3 separate regions of the Homo sapiens genome follow, and regions 1 and 2 are each linked to region 3. The links are chromatin contacts, found by Hi-C or POLR2A ChIA-PET in ENCODE. All regions are on one chromosome and are shown on one strand. The core of a region is the stretch at or near the end of the contact, and the rest is flanking DNA. Distances in the headings are between cores, read along the strand shown. Region 1 holds the start of GRAP2 (GRB2 related adaptor protein 2). Region 2 overlaps TNRC6B (trinucleotide repeat containing adaptor 6B). Region 3 has its middle 62 kb from the start of TNRC6B.

The links. A loop is a pair of places that touch in the nucleus more often than their neighbours do. ChIA-PET counts read pairs that join two places held with the same protein, here RNA polymerase II (POLR2A). Pooled maps may share reads with other maps.
Region 1: a map of natural killer cell shows a loop between it and region 3 (2.1-fold over the local background). The contact joins the promoter of GRAP2 here to the enhancer-like site in region 3. A Hi-C loop is called at or near these places in 1 of 168 maps with a recorded cell type or tissue (natural killer cell). POLR2A ChIA-PET finds 5 or more read pairs at or near these places in 2 of 52 experiments (HepG2 and T-cell).
Region 2: a loop to region 3 is called in a pooled map, with 3 times the contacts of the local background. The contact joins two enhancer-like sites. A Hi-C loop is called at or near these places in 1 of 168 maps with a recorded cell type or tissue (gastrocnemius medialis) and 5 of 50 pooled maps. POLR2A ChIA-PET finds 5 or more read pairs at or near these places in 1 of 52 experiments (activated T-cell).

The regions. Positions count from the first base shown.
Region 1 is chr22:39,899,813-39,903,991 of GRCh38, reverse strand. It overlaps GRAP2 (GRB2 related adaptor protein 2), which reads right to left and starts at 2,908. Exons shown (of 8, transcript NM_004810.4): 1 at 2,662-2,908.
Region 2 is chr22:40,287,578-40,291,734 of GRCh38, reverse strand. All of the region lies in intron 12 of TNRC6B (trinucleotide repeat containing adaptor 6B), which reads right to left. Among named protein-coding and RNA genes, the nearest start is that of ADSL, 57 kb to the left of the region's middle. Within about 2 kb of position 1,659, at least 12 of the 41 ENCODE cell types and tissues checked have a DNase peak (open chromatin) inside an H3K27ac peak, as active enhancers do.
Region 3 is chr22:40,114,078-40,118,483 of GRCh38, reverse strand. It overlaps a transcript of TNRC6B not described here. Among named protein-coding and RNA genes, the nearest start is that of TNRC6B, 62 kb to the left of the region's middle. Within about 2 kb of position 1,528, at least 2 of the 41 ENCODE cell types and tissues checked have a DNase peak (open chromatin) inside an H3K27ac peak, as active enhancers do.

The DNA.
Region 1 (4,179 bases), core at 1,659-4,158, 220 kb after region 3:
AATACATATTTAAAAAGAAAACAATCTTTAAAAATTATTTACTGAATTCCTACTGACTCAAGTTTATTGAAACTTAATGTTAACACTGTTGAAGAGGACTTGGTGCCTAGTGCCAGGCCTGGCATATAGTAATTGATCGATAAATGTTTGTAAAATGCTTATTTGTTAAACAGGACCATGCTTTCTTAAGAATTTTTAAGAGAAAAGAAAGGGCAGGCCAGGTGTAGTGGTTCACACCTGTAATCCCAACACTTTGGGAGGCTGAGGCAGGCGAATCGCTTGAGTTCAGGAGTTCAAGACCAGCCTGGGAAACATGGCAAAACCCTGTCTCTACTAAAAATACAATATTAGCCAGGTGTGGTGGTGTGTACCTGTAGTCTCAGCTACTTGAGAGGCTGAGGTGGGAGGATCACTAAACCCAGGGTAGTTGAGGCTGCAGTGAGCTGTGATTGTGCCACTGTACTCCAGCCTGAGTGACAGAGTGAGACCCTGTCTCAAAAAAAAAAAAAAAAAAAAGACTCATGAGGCTGTGTTATTATCATTATTATTATTTATTTTTGGAGATCTGCCCACCTCGGCCTCCCAAAGTGCTAGGATTATAAGCATGAGCCACCGCGCCCAGCCAAGGCTGTGCTATTTCTTTACAGACCAAGGTATGCTGGGCAAATACCTCAAATGGACAAAATGGGGACCTAGCGACCCTATTGTTTGATTCAAACAACTTATAAAGATTCTTTAACAAGTTTTGAGTTTGTTTGATAGGGGCACAAAAATGAATCATCTGCCCCCAGGATTATCCAGCAGCAACTGTTACTTATTTAAGAAATCGTGATGGAATCACACTTACTGACACATTTTCGAACAATTGCAGACTTTTCTTGACCCAGGAAAAAAGGGCAAGTTCTACTCAAGCTTAGGCATGAACCCTGTCAGTCATCAACACCAGTGGGTGTTATTATCTGGGAATCAATAAATATGTTGGAACTAGGATCATTTTCAGCTCTTCTAGGAAGCAATAGTTCTAAAAGAGATGGCTTCAGGAAATAAGTGAGAGACATTTTGTATAAGAAGTGGGAAGAAAATGATCAAGAGTCAAAGAAACAACTAATCATGATATCGCCTTGCATTTTTATAGAGCCTTTTTCCTAAGGCACTTCATATCTATGTTAACTCATTTATTCTTACAACATCCCTACGAGGTAGACAGAACAATTGAAAGGGATTTTCACCAGGGCCTAAGATGTGGGAGATATTCAAAAGGATATTGTATTAGCAACAGAGATATTTCTTCATATTGAATAGATTGATCATCTCCTTCTCCTCTGCTTCAGTAAAGTCATTTTTAAAAAGATAAAATCTATTACAATTTGGGGAGAATAAGATTTCAGTTTACCACATGGGAGACACTCCAAGTTCAATCTAAAAAAGCAGTTTTATTCAATAATATAGGGCCACCTCTCTTTTACAAAAAAACAAAAAAGGGTATGAGTCAGATTTTTTTCGTATTTGAAAATTAAATATACTTAGGTGGTCCTCTATTTACACAGTGTTCCTTATTTAATAGCAGATGGTTTTGTAAAGAGAATCACTATAAAATTATTCTATAAAGTTTTACATAAAATACTGGATTGTTAAAGGAGAGTAACTTCTGCTAAATACTCTTTCCGAAACCAAAAATAAGAAACAAAAAGGAGCCACTAAAGAACTAAACCGTTTATGACAAACATTGCTGCATAGAACAAAAGATTCTGCGACCTGAAGTTTCCCATCCTCAGATAACATAACGAGAACACACGAAATTTTTCCCATTGGATGTTTAGATCTAAAACACTTCCCACTCCTAGTTTATCTAGGGATGTGTATGTTCAATAGTGTGCAAATTATGCTGCATACACTTTATTAAGAAGGCCTAATTCCAGGTAGATAAATACGGTAAATTTTTTTTGACAGTATACCTGTCAGGGCAATACAGTACATTTTAAATTAGTGAAACCTTTGGTTGGTATGTTCAATCCTCACGTTCAGGAAGAGTTGGGACAAAGAACACAAAGCAGCTATCTTCAGACTGGACGCCTAAACCAGAGACAGTCATAGGGATGGAGCCTAACGGCTAGTACGAAGAGAGACAATACCCTTCCAAAATACACTTCAACATAAAGTTTTCTTTTCGTAAAGGAATGAAAACTGGTGTCCTTTGTACAGGTAACAAAAATGCGAACAGAACTAGAAATTCAAGCAAAGAGAGAAATCCTGACCTCAGAGTGCTAGTGTTCATTCATCACTGCTCAGCCCTCTACCACCCCCTCCAATCCCTTCCAATTTGGATTAAATTCTGACCATGGTGAAGTGGAATTTTACCTCCATGATCCCAAGGTCGAAAATCTTTCCCTGAGATGCTTCTGAAGCCAGTTTGTGGAGATTTTTGTGTTATGGACTGGGTAAGGAACAAGTGTTCTCCCAGTTCATTTGATAGAAGTCAAATCCCATCACCACAAACATTGTCACAGCAAAAGGTTTAGAGACCTTAGCTGATGGGACTTAAAAGCAATATTTAGAGAACTAGTGAGATTCATTTTAATTAACTCATACAGAACATTCTGCAAATTATAAAACTGTTCAAAGTTTCTAGAGTATATGTACAGATGTTGTATAATGACATACCTTTTGGAAGAGAAGGGGTTGAGTTTATGTCTTGGCTTTGACACCGAGTTATTAGAATCCTTTCTGGCAAGAAGGGAGACAAATTCAAGCATCAGAGTTACTGCATTTCAGAGTATGGATCCACTTTGTGCTGTCTTCCATGTACCACTCTGAAAGAGGGTGCAAGTTTACAGATCCATTAACTGTGCCTCCTCCTCCCCACCTCTTACTCCCTCCTCCAAACTAACCCTAGTCAGCCCTGCAGTCTGTAGGCAAACCACACAGGAACTAGCACATATGGGGCTTCGGAGAGTTGGGCGTGAGCCTTAGATTATGTGGTTTTGTTTTCTTGCTGCCAGAGTTGAACTAAAATGCAGGAGGTTCACTGAAACACTTTTGCTTCTTTATGCTTGGTTTCAGTTTTAACAATATCCCCCCTGAACACTTGTGTTCACATAAGAAAATTTATAGTTCTTGATATGGTCCATCAGCAAGCTGATCTTAAGGAAAACTCTTATTCTCTTAGTATAATCATGCATCCAGAGGAACATTAGGGCTTCTTGGGGGAACTTATTTAAGAGCACCCTCGATCACTCACAATGTTAAAATCCCAGGAAAGATGCTTTGTTCATACACTCAGCCTCTAATATTACTCTTGACAAAAAAAGAAGAAACATTCTGAGCTGGGATGCATTCTCACCCCAGGTTTGCCACAGTCCAGCATGAGGTGGAACCAGTTCCTTCAATTTCTGGGACTTCAATTTCTGTTGAGTCTTAGACTGAAGGCTTTCTGGGATTTAAGACTTTCCATTGACCTTGAGTTTTGTTACCTTCAACTTCCTTAGTTCTTACCTTTAAATGTACCACTCACCCTTCCCCCTATATCAACTGCAACTTGTGAAGGCCTCTTCCTTTCTCTTTGCTCTTGCTAGAAAATGGATTGCCAACGTTGCATCTTTTACAGAAAATTAGAGACATTGCTACTTGCTAAGTGGCACCATTCAGAGTTTGGGGACTGGATCCAAGATGAGGAGGGAAATGTTGGCTCACTGGGATGTTCCTAGCATTAATCCCTGGAATACCAAGAGGAGAGTGTCAAGGAGAGATTCAATTTGGGGTTCTAAAATTTAAACTTTTTCTGCAATGTGAAACGGCATCCTTTTCCATCTCTTTGCTTCTTTATATCTAAACCTTGCTTAAAATTTACTTTCTTAAAACCTTTTCCTTGGTTATAATTGCCCAACATTTTTATTGAAATAGAAAAGAAGAATCAGCAAAGTGTCAAGGTGACAGAAAATGCTCAGTAAATATTTGTCGAATGAGTTAAAGGAAGTAATTTTCTATCCATAACTCCTTTTTTTTTTTGAGACGGAGTTTCACTCTTCTTGCCCAGGCTGGAGTGCAATGGCATGATCTTGGCTCACTGCAACCTCCGTCTCCCGAGTACAAGTGATTCTCTTGCTTCAGCCTCCCAAGTAGCTGGGATTACAGGTACCTGCCACCATGCCTGGCTAATTTTTTTTGTATTTTTAGTAGAGA
Region 2 (4,157 bases), core at 410-2,909, 170 kb before region 3:
TCTCTGCAGCATTATTTGTAACAGGGAAAAATTAAAAACAATTTAATACTCAACAGTGGGGGAAGGGAATGTTAAGTAAATCAAGGTAAATCTACCTGATGAAACATCATTATGATCACCGTGAATGCTACATAGCAACAGCAGAAAATTCAAGGACACAATGTTAACATCAGGTTCTAGTGACCCTGAGTGCAATAATGTGAAAAGCATCCCTGTATATGAATAGTGTCTGAATAGGGAATTAGTAAAAATAATTCCTGTCATTGTATTTGGGTTGGAGGTTTCTTTAAGAATTTGTTTCTCCGCTATCCAAACTGTGTGTGGTTATCTTGTCTTTTTCATTTTTTTTTTTAAGACAGGATATCACTGTCACCCAGGCTGGATTGCAGCGGTGTCACCATGGCTCACTGCAGCCTCAACCTCCTGGGCTCAGGTCATCCTCTCACCTCAGCCTCCCAAGTAGCTGGGACTACAGCATGCACCACCATGCCCGGCTAATTTTTTGTATTTCTGTTAGAGACAGGTTTTGCCATATTGCCCAGGCTGGTCTTGAACTCCTGGGCTCAAGCAATCTGCCCATCTTGGTCTCCCAAAGTGCTGGGATTATAGGAGTAAACCACCGTGCCTGGCCTTTTCTTTCTTCAGAGTTACCCAACTGCTTCATTTTTTAGAAATACAGAAATGTTGGGAAAAGACAGAATAATCCAATATTTAATATTCTGCTCCCAGTATGCATTAAATAAATAAAACAAAATTCAAAAATGGAGGGAACACAAGTAATTTTCTTTTTTGGGTAGAGCAGACACTTTGGTCATAAAGAGATCTGTAGTACCCAAGTCTCTCACACAAAGTTAACTGCAACTTTCCCAACAATTCCACTTTTGAAATCACTCTGATATGCATCTTCCCATGACTTGATATATAGTCACCGAGCTCAAAATACATGCCCTGCTCAGGCTCCAGCAGTGAACACAGCAGGCCCAGACCCTGCCACTGTGAAGCTTATTATACTCCTAGGCGCGGGGCAGAGAGGGAGAAAAGACAAGGAGCAAGCGGGTCGGGGGGTGGGGGAGTGACAGGGCAGGCTGCACACTGTACGTAGCTGCCCTGAGAAAGCTCCTAGGGAAGGTGGCAGAGAAGCAGAGAGCTGAAGGAGATAAAGACTGAGCCATGCTGCCATCTGGGAAGGATGTTCTAAGCGTATGCTTGGTGTGTGGGGGCCACTTGGCTGGAGCAGCATGAAGGTATGGGACAGTGACCTGTACTTGTGGGGAGGTGGGATCACCAGGAACCTCAAAGACCAGAGTAAAGACTTTGCTTTTGCCTTGCATTCTCAGCGAGAGAACCAGCCACGAGGGGATTCCCGCTGAAAGAGTAACACAACCTGCCTTTTGTTTTAGCACAGTGCTGTGCAGAACTTCCTGCAACGCCGACACGTTCTACGTCTGTGCTGTCTGCACAGTGACTATGAACCAGACGTGGCTATTTAAGTTAATTAAAATAAAATTTAAAATTCAGTGCTTCCAGTCCAGCGGCCACATTTCAAGGGCTGATGTGGCTGACGGCTATCACACTGGACAGTGCGGTGTCAGAGAATCAGTCTGACTCAGACGTGAGACAGGCAAATGTTGAGCCGAGGCAGGGTGGGGAACAGGCAGGAAGTCACTGCAATAACCTAGACAGAAACGGCGGTGGCTTGGCCAGGGCCTGTGCTGTTGAAAGTGGTAAAAAAGGATCCGCTTTTGGATAAAGGTTTGAAGGGCAGTCTTACTGATGCAATGAACATGGTCACGAGCTCCAAGGTTTTTGGCCTGAACTCCTATAGGATGAGAGTGCCATTTGCTGGGAGTTAAGGGGATGTTTTTGAGGGCAGTGTGGGGTGAGATCAGAAGCTGTGTTTTGAACATGTTAACCTGTAAGGCAACCTATGAGTAGTCTGTGGAGTTGAGGAAAAATGATGTGGGCTGAAGACACAATTTTGGAATTCAGTGCTTAAAGTCATTCCACTTGGTAAGATCACCTGGCACTGACTACAGATGGTGAGGAGAGGTTCGAAGGTTGAGATCTGGGACATTCTGCTGAATATGTATTGAGAACTTGAGGAGGAACTCGTAAAGGAGATGGAGAAGGAGAGGCAGATGGAGAACCAGTGTAGTAGGTGTCCAAAAGCCAAACACAGGAAGTGCTTCAGAAAGGAGGGGAACTCTGTCAAATGCTGCTGATACACTGAGTAAGAAGAGACTAGAGAACAGATCATCATATTATGCAAGGAAAAGATCAGAGGTGACTTCCACAAGAAGGTTAATTCCCACTGTCGCTGCCTTACCTAGACTCCTGTACTAGTCCTGCAACTGCACTCTTTTGCTCTAGTACTCCTGCCATTCAAACATGTCCTCTATATTACTTCCAGTGTTTGTTTGTTCCCTCCCTCCCTTCCTCTTTTTTTCTTTTTTGAGACGGGGTCTTGCTCTGTTGCCCAGGCTGGAGTGCAGTGGCTTGATCGTGGTTCACTGCAGCCTCGCCTCCCAGACTCAATCTATCCTCCCACCTCAGCCTCCTGAGCAGCTGGGACTAAAGGTACACACCACCATGCCTGGATCATTAAAAAAAATTTTTTGTAGGCTGGGCGCGGTGGCTCACGCCTGTAATCCCAGCACTTTGGGAGGTCAAGGTGGGGTGGATCACTTGAGGTCAAGAGTCCCAGACCAGCTTGGCCAACATGGTGAAACCCCATCTCTACTAAAAATACAAAAATTAGCCAGGCGTGGTGGCGCATGCTTGTAATCCTAGCTACTCAGGAGGCTGAGGCACAAGAATCACTTGAACCCAGGAGGTGGAGGTTGCAGTGAGCTGAGTGAGAGAGAGACTCTGCCTCAAAAAAAAAAAAAAAAAAAAGCTGGGCACAGTGGCTCACGCCTGTAATCCCAGCATTTTGGGAGGCCAGGGCGGGTGGATCAGGAGGTCAGGAGTTCGAGACCAGCCTGGCCAACATAGTGAAATGCCGTCTCTACTAAAAATACAAAAATTAGCCAGGCATAGTGGCACACTCCTGTAGTCCCAGCTACTCGGGAGGCTGAGGCAGGAGAATCACTTGAACTTGGGAGGCGGAGGTTGCAGTGAGCAGAGATTGTGCCACTGCACTCCAGCCTGGGCAACAGAGTGAGACTCCAACTCAAAAAAAAAAAAAAAATTTGTAGAGATGGGGTTTTACTATGTGGTCCAGGCTGGTCTCAAACTCCTGGGCTGAAGCAATCTGCCTGCCTCAGCCTCCCAAAGGGCTGGGATTGCAGGTGTGAGCCACTGCACCCAGCATCTTCTAAACCTTAAATTTTCCTACATCACTACTCAGCTGAAAAATCTTTAATAGTATATTGTCTACAGCAGTGGCCAAACTGTAAGTGCACATAAAGATCACACGGGGGTGACTAAGTCCCAAAGCCACCTGTCACAGAAGACTGGAGACCTGGGAACTGTGTCTTTAAGTAGCAACCCAAATAATGGTTGTAAACCACGTTGAAAAGGATTGGCCCATAGGGCCAAGTCCCAAATCCTAAGCAAAGCAAACACCTTTTCCAAATTTGGTCCCATACTTCTTGTCTAGTTCCTTTCTTTTCTATTCTAAGACAGTGTGTGTGCATTTGTGTGTACGTTTCAACAAGCTCTAACTAATTATTCAGAGTAACTGCCTTTCCCCCAAATGCTATGTTCTTCTAGATATTATTGCCCCTTGCACATGAGGCTCCTGCTGCTTAGAAGGCACTTTTAATCTGGTGTGCTCAGAAAATTCTGACTCATTCTTTAAGACTCAGACGTCACTGCTAGTGTGAAGGCTCAGCCGATTACCCAAACTCTGTTAAACATTTCTATACATTTATCACACTATCTGCTGGGAATTCTGCTATCACCTCCTCCTCACCTCAACCCACCCCTCTGCCACCAACTCCAAGAGGCTGCAGAGAGAGAGATGGCATTTTCTCCATCTGTGCACGATGAAGACATTATCTAACATGCTACAGATATTTGATAACCATGGATGACTGTCAGCCTGATACCAAAGGATACTGTAAAGTATGTGTATGCTCCAAGACTTAAGAAGACACTGCCATTGTAGAGTGCCAGGGAAGTCAGAAATGGCTCTGTCTAAAGGACAAACCTCT
Region 3 (4,406 bases), core at 279-2,778:
GCTTTGAAAATGTAGAACCGTTCTTCTTTGTCAGTTATTAGCTGTGTGGTCTTGGGCAAGTTATTTAACTTTCTAATCCTGATATTTTCATCCATAAAGCTGTGCAGGAAAAGGTGTTATAAAGACTAAATTAAACAATGTGTGTAGAACTCTTAGCAAGGTGTCTAAGAGCATTTTATCTTATTTCTCTATACTACTGAGGCTGAACTGGAGGTTCAAAAACCATAGGCCACACAGTATTTTGACCTTAGCAGTGGCTATGGTTATGGCTACTGTCTTCAGGTAAGTGGCTGTCTCTATAGAGACAAGGTGCATACACTAGGCACATAAGCCTAGCAAAGGGTTGGGGAGAAATTCATCATCAATTTATCATCCTACCCTGGACCCCTCATATTAGCTCATATTAGCAATCCTACCCTGGACCCCTCATATTAGCAAGTCCTATCATTTTTGCTTTCAAAATTTGTTTCTCAGATCCACCCACAATTCTTCATTTTCACTGCTGTCATCCTTTCTTGCTTGTGGGGGCCTCTTTTAGGCATTGAAAATAGGTTAGCTCCTTTCCAAGCAGTCTCAAAGGGTTTATATATTAGTAAAGGAGACAGATACAAATAAACAACTTTAATATAAAATATTGAATAATTTATTACTGTAATAACAACAGGTGCTCTTAGAATACAGATGAAAAAGAAATTCTGCCAAGGGAGTTTGGGAGAAGAAGATAACAGGAAAAATACAACAAGAAGAGTAGATAGTCACATTCTTCTCCCTGCTTCCAAGCTCTAAAAAGAGAAAAGCATCAACCAAGGCACAAAGCCACGAAAAAATACTATATATATATCTAGGGAAAAGAAAATGGTCCATTAAGGCTTACAGATAAGGATTCACTAAAAAAGCAACCAGAAATGTTGACTGGAATTAGGTTTGAAGGGATCTGTGGGACAACATCTGCAGCAACTGGATGCCATGAGGGCTGTTTAAGCAAAGGCATGACCTGAGTAAATCTATCATTCAGAAAGTGAACCCTGGCAGTAATGTGGACTACAGACCGCAGCAGGGAAAGGTGAGAGACAGAGACGCTAGGGGAACACTCACATAAAATTCACATAATCCTAATAACTAAGTTGTAGCTTTCTAGCATGAGGCACCAAATGTCAGTATCCATCTAAATACCAGTGCTTTTAAAAGGCACCTACCATATAGTAGGAAAGCAAGGGGCTGGTATGATGGTCACCTTAAAAATATCTTTCTGTAAGAACTTGGTAAAAGGGCAACAATGTTTTTGAAAAAGTACTTTTCTTCTTTTTAAGAAGACTATTGCCAATACATGGTAGATATATATTTTAAAAACTTACCTTTGACAGTACCTGGGGCAACACAAGCCCGTGAAGATGAGTCTAGGTTACATTCAGTGCAAAAAACCACAACCCTGAAAAGAGAAAAAAATCACTATGAACTGTATGCTCATAGCAAGATGCCACATGAAACAGTGGCACAGGCAGACTTGTGGAAATCCAGCTCCTCCTTTCACCAGCTATTGTTTCTAGGCCCGCAGCCCAACCCCTCAGAGCTCAGCTTCCTCAACCAACACTGGGAACAATAACAACACCTTCTTCATAGGGTTCTTTTGAAGTTTAAATGAAGTATGTGTAAAACTCTTAGTACAGGGCAGGATACCAAACACATGCTCAATAAAGGCAAGTGGTTATTAATATTAAGGCTTTGTACAATCAAGGGCATCACCCCCTACCCAGGTGTTTAGGTCAGACCCTGACATCCGTCATGAATTTCTCACCCAACCCCTCATATCAGCCCATCAGCAAGTCCTATCATTTCCTCTTTCAAAATCTGTTTCTCAGATCTACCCATAATTCTTCATTTTCACTGCTGTCCTTCTTGCTTGTTGGGGCCATTTCGCTGGTTCTCTGTTCCTACTCTTGCTCCTCCCCAATCCATTCCCCCATAATGGCTGGAACAGTCTCTTCAAAATCAATTCATAGCAAGTTGCTAGTAAATGCAGTAAATATTTTATTTATTCCATGATGGAATCTCTCTCTGAAATATATATTCATGTATTTGAATACAGAGATATAGGAATATATATTAAATGGCCAGCAACTTCATTTTACAATGAACAAACAAACGCAGAAGGAATGCTCCTCAAGGTTGGAGCTACCTATGTGTGTGTAGGTGCTCAAAGCAATGGCGAGCCCAGCAGAGGCTCATCTGGGACCAGCATCTACACCGCTGTCAGAAAGCTGGCACTATTTGGAAGTTGGCCCCTTAGTTTCACAGTCAACCCAATACTTCTGTCCAAGACAGCGTGCTCCATTCCCCACAGCTAGAGATTGTAAGTCAGGGCTTCAGCCCCACGTTAGAGCACAGTGCTGAGATGGTGCTGCAGGGAATCTGAAAGCACCTCACTGCCCTGCTATCTGTCGTCCCCTCTATTTGACTTACTTTATTTAATAGTGTTTGAATCAATACATCTCAGATGGAACTGTGATGAGAATTAGAAATATTTTGACTTGTCTCCCTATCTCCCTACTGTACACTGTATCACAGCAGTCTTTCTTGCTGAAGAGCAAATTTGACCTCTGGGTATCTCGCCACCTAAATTCAGTCAATAACTACCTTTAGGGTAAAATCCAAGGCCTCTCCAGACCCATTATCACTTCATGACTGCACAGTTTCCTTACTCACAACACACACATTAATGTCTGAGAGCCCTCTGCCTATTCCCTTCCCCTTTTCCTTTAGGTGTTATCTCCTAGAAATTTTCTGTATCCTCCCTGGTTGGACAAAGTGTTCCTCCTCCGAGATACACATTATATTGGTAATATCCACGGGTCCATTTTCTTCACTCAGCAGGAGCTCCTTGATAGCAAGGACCATGTCTGACACACCTTTGAATTTGGTATTGGGTAGAGTCCAATAAACATAAGCTGAACTGAATCCCAATGGGATCCCAGCAATTCAGTACTTGAATGTGGATGGGTCCCCTAATTAAATGCATTGGTAAAAATTGAAGTTAGCTGCAACCTCCAAGATGGGTCTGGCCCTTACAGAGAACTCGAGGCTACGTGGTTATGTCTGACCCTCAGCACTTCAGAGGACGACTGGATTCATTAATTTTTTGTCAACCGCAGAGACTATCAAGAGAATAACACTAATTTTTAGTTCCCTATTCTGATTAAAGTTTCCCGCTTAGGTTAAAACACAGCCTCTTCTCTGGATCTATCATTAGTCCAAATAGTGTGCCAACCCTGTAAAGTTGTTCATTACATGTCTCCTTAACAGACAAGGCTAGAAAGAGACCATGTCACTCAGTCCCTAGCCTGCTTGGCAGTGAGTCTCAGACACTGCCTGTATTCAGAAGGGAGGGGAAAAAAAGAATTAAGGTAGAGGACAGGTAGGCTAGGGAAACTGAGCAGTTTTCCAAGTACTCTTGAATCCAGGTTTTACAGAACAGCTGCATTACTTTCTCTGCCAGGCTGTGAACCTCTGTATCAGGTACACACGTATTCAAAATAAACATAAAAATTAATTATAAAATCAACATTTGAAATTATCTAGTTGAAGTTACCTACAGCACTATTTTCCTTCCAAGGTATAAATAGCGGCAAATTCCTCCACAACTGCTTTGAAATGCTCAGAACTACACGGTAATCCTACCATCTGATCAGGTACAGCTGCAGCAGTAAAACTGTGAACCACTCCAGTTTTCTCTCTTCTCTTTCAGAGCAGCCAAACTAGTCTTGGAATTCATAGAAGGGGTGGGAATGTTCAGTGGATCTTGGGTTAAATCAATCCCCAGGTCCTGCTAAACTGCAAGCCGGCTGCAAGAATTCCTCTAGGCCGGGCGTGGTGGCTCACTCCTATAATCCTAGCACTTCACTTTGAGAGGCCGAGGCAGGAGGATCAGTTAAGCTCAGGAGTTCGAGATCAGCCTGAGCAACACAGGAAGACCCTATCTCTACAAAAAAATGTAAAAAATTAACGGGGCATGGTGGCATGTGCCTGTAGTCTCAGCTACTAAAGAGGCTAAGGCAGGAGAATTGCTTGAGTCTGGGAGGTCAAGGCTGCAGTGAACCATGATTACACCACTGCACTCCAGCTTGGATGACACAGTAAGACCCAGTCTCAAAAAAATGAAAATAAAAATAAAGAATTCTTCCAAAGCCAAGTACCTAACTAAACTCACAGGATTTAATTAGAACTAAATCTTTCCTAGAGAATATGGCAAGTTGAAAGAAATACATATTCAACAAACTATATTTATTTTGCTGGTATCTTACTAGTATCACCTCTGAGTATGGCAGGGTTTTAATTTTCAAACTTGACTATTCAGCACAATTATTTTACATTTAAATTCTCATTTTAAAAATTCAAGCAGTATAGAGAGG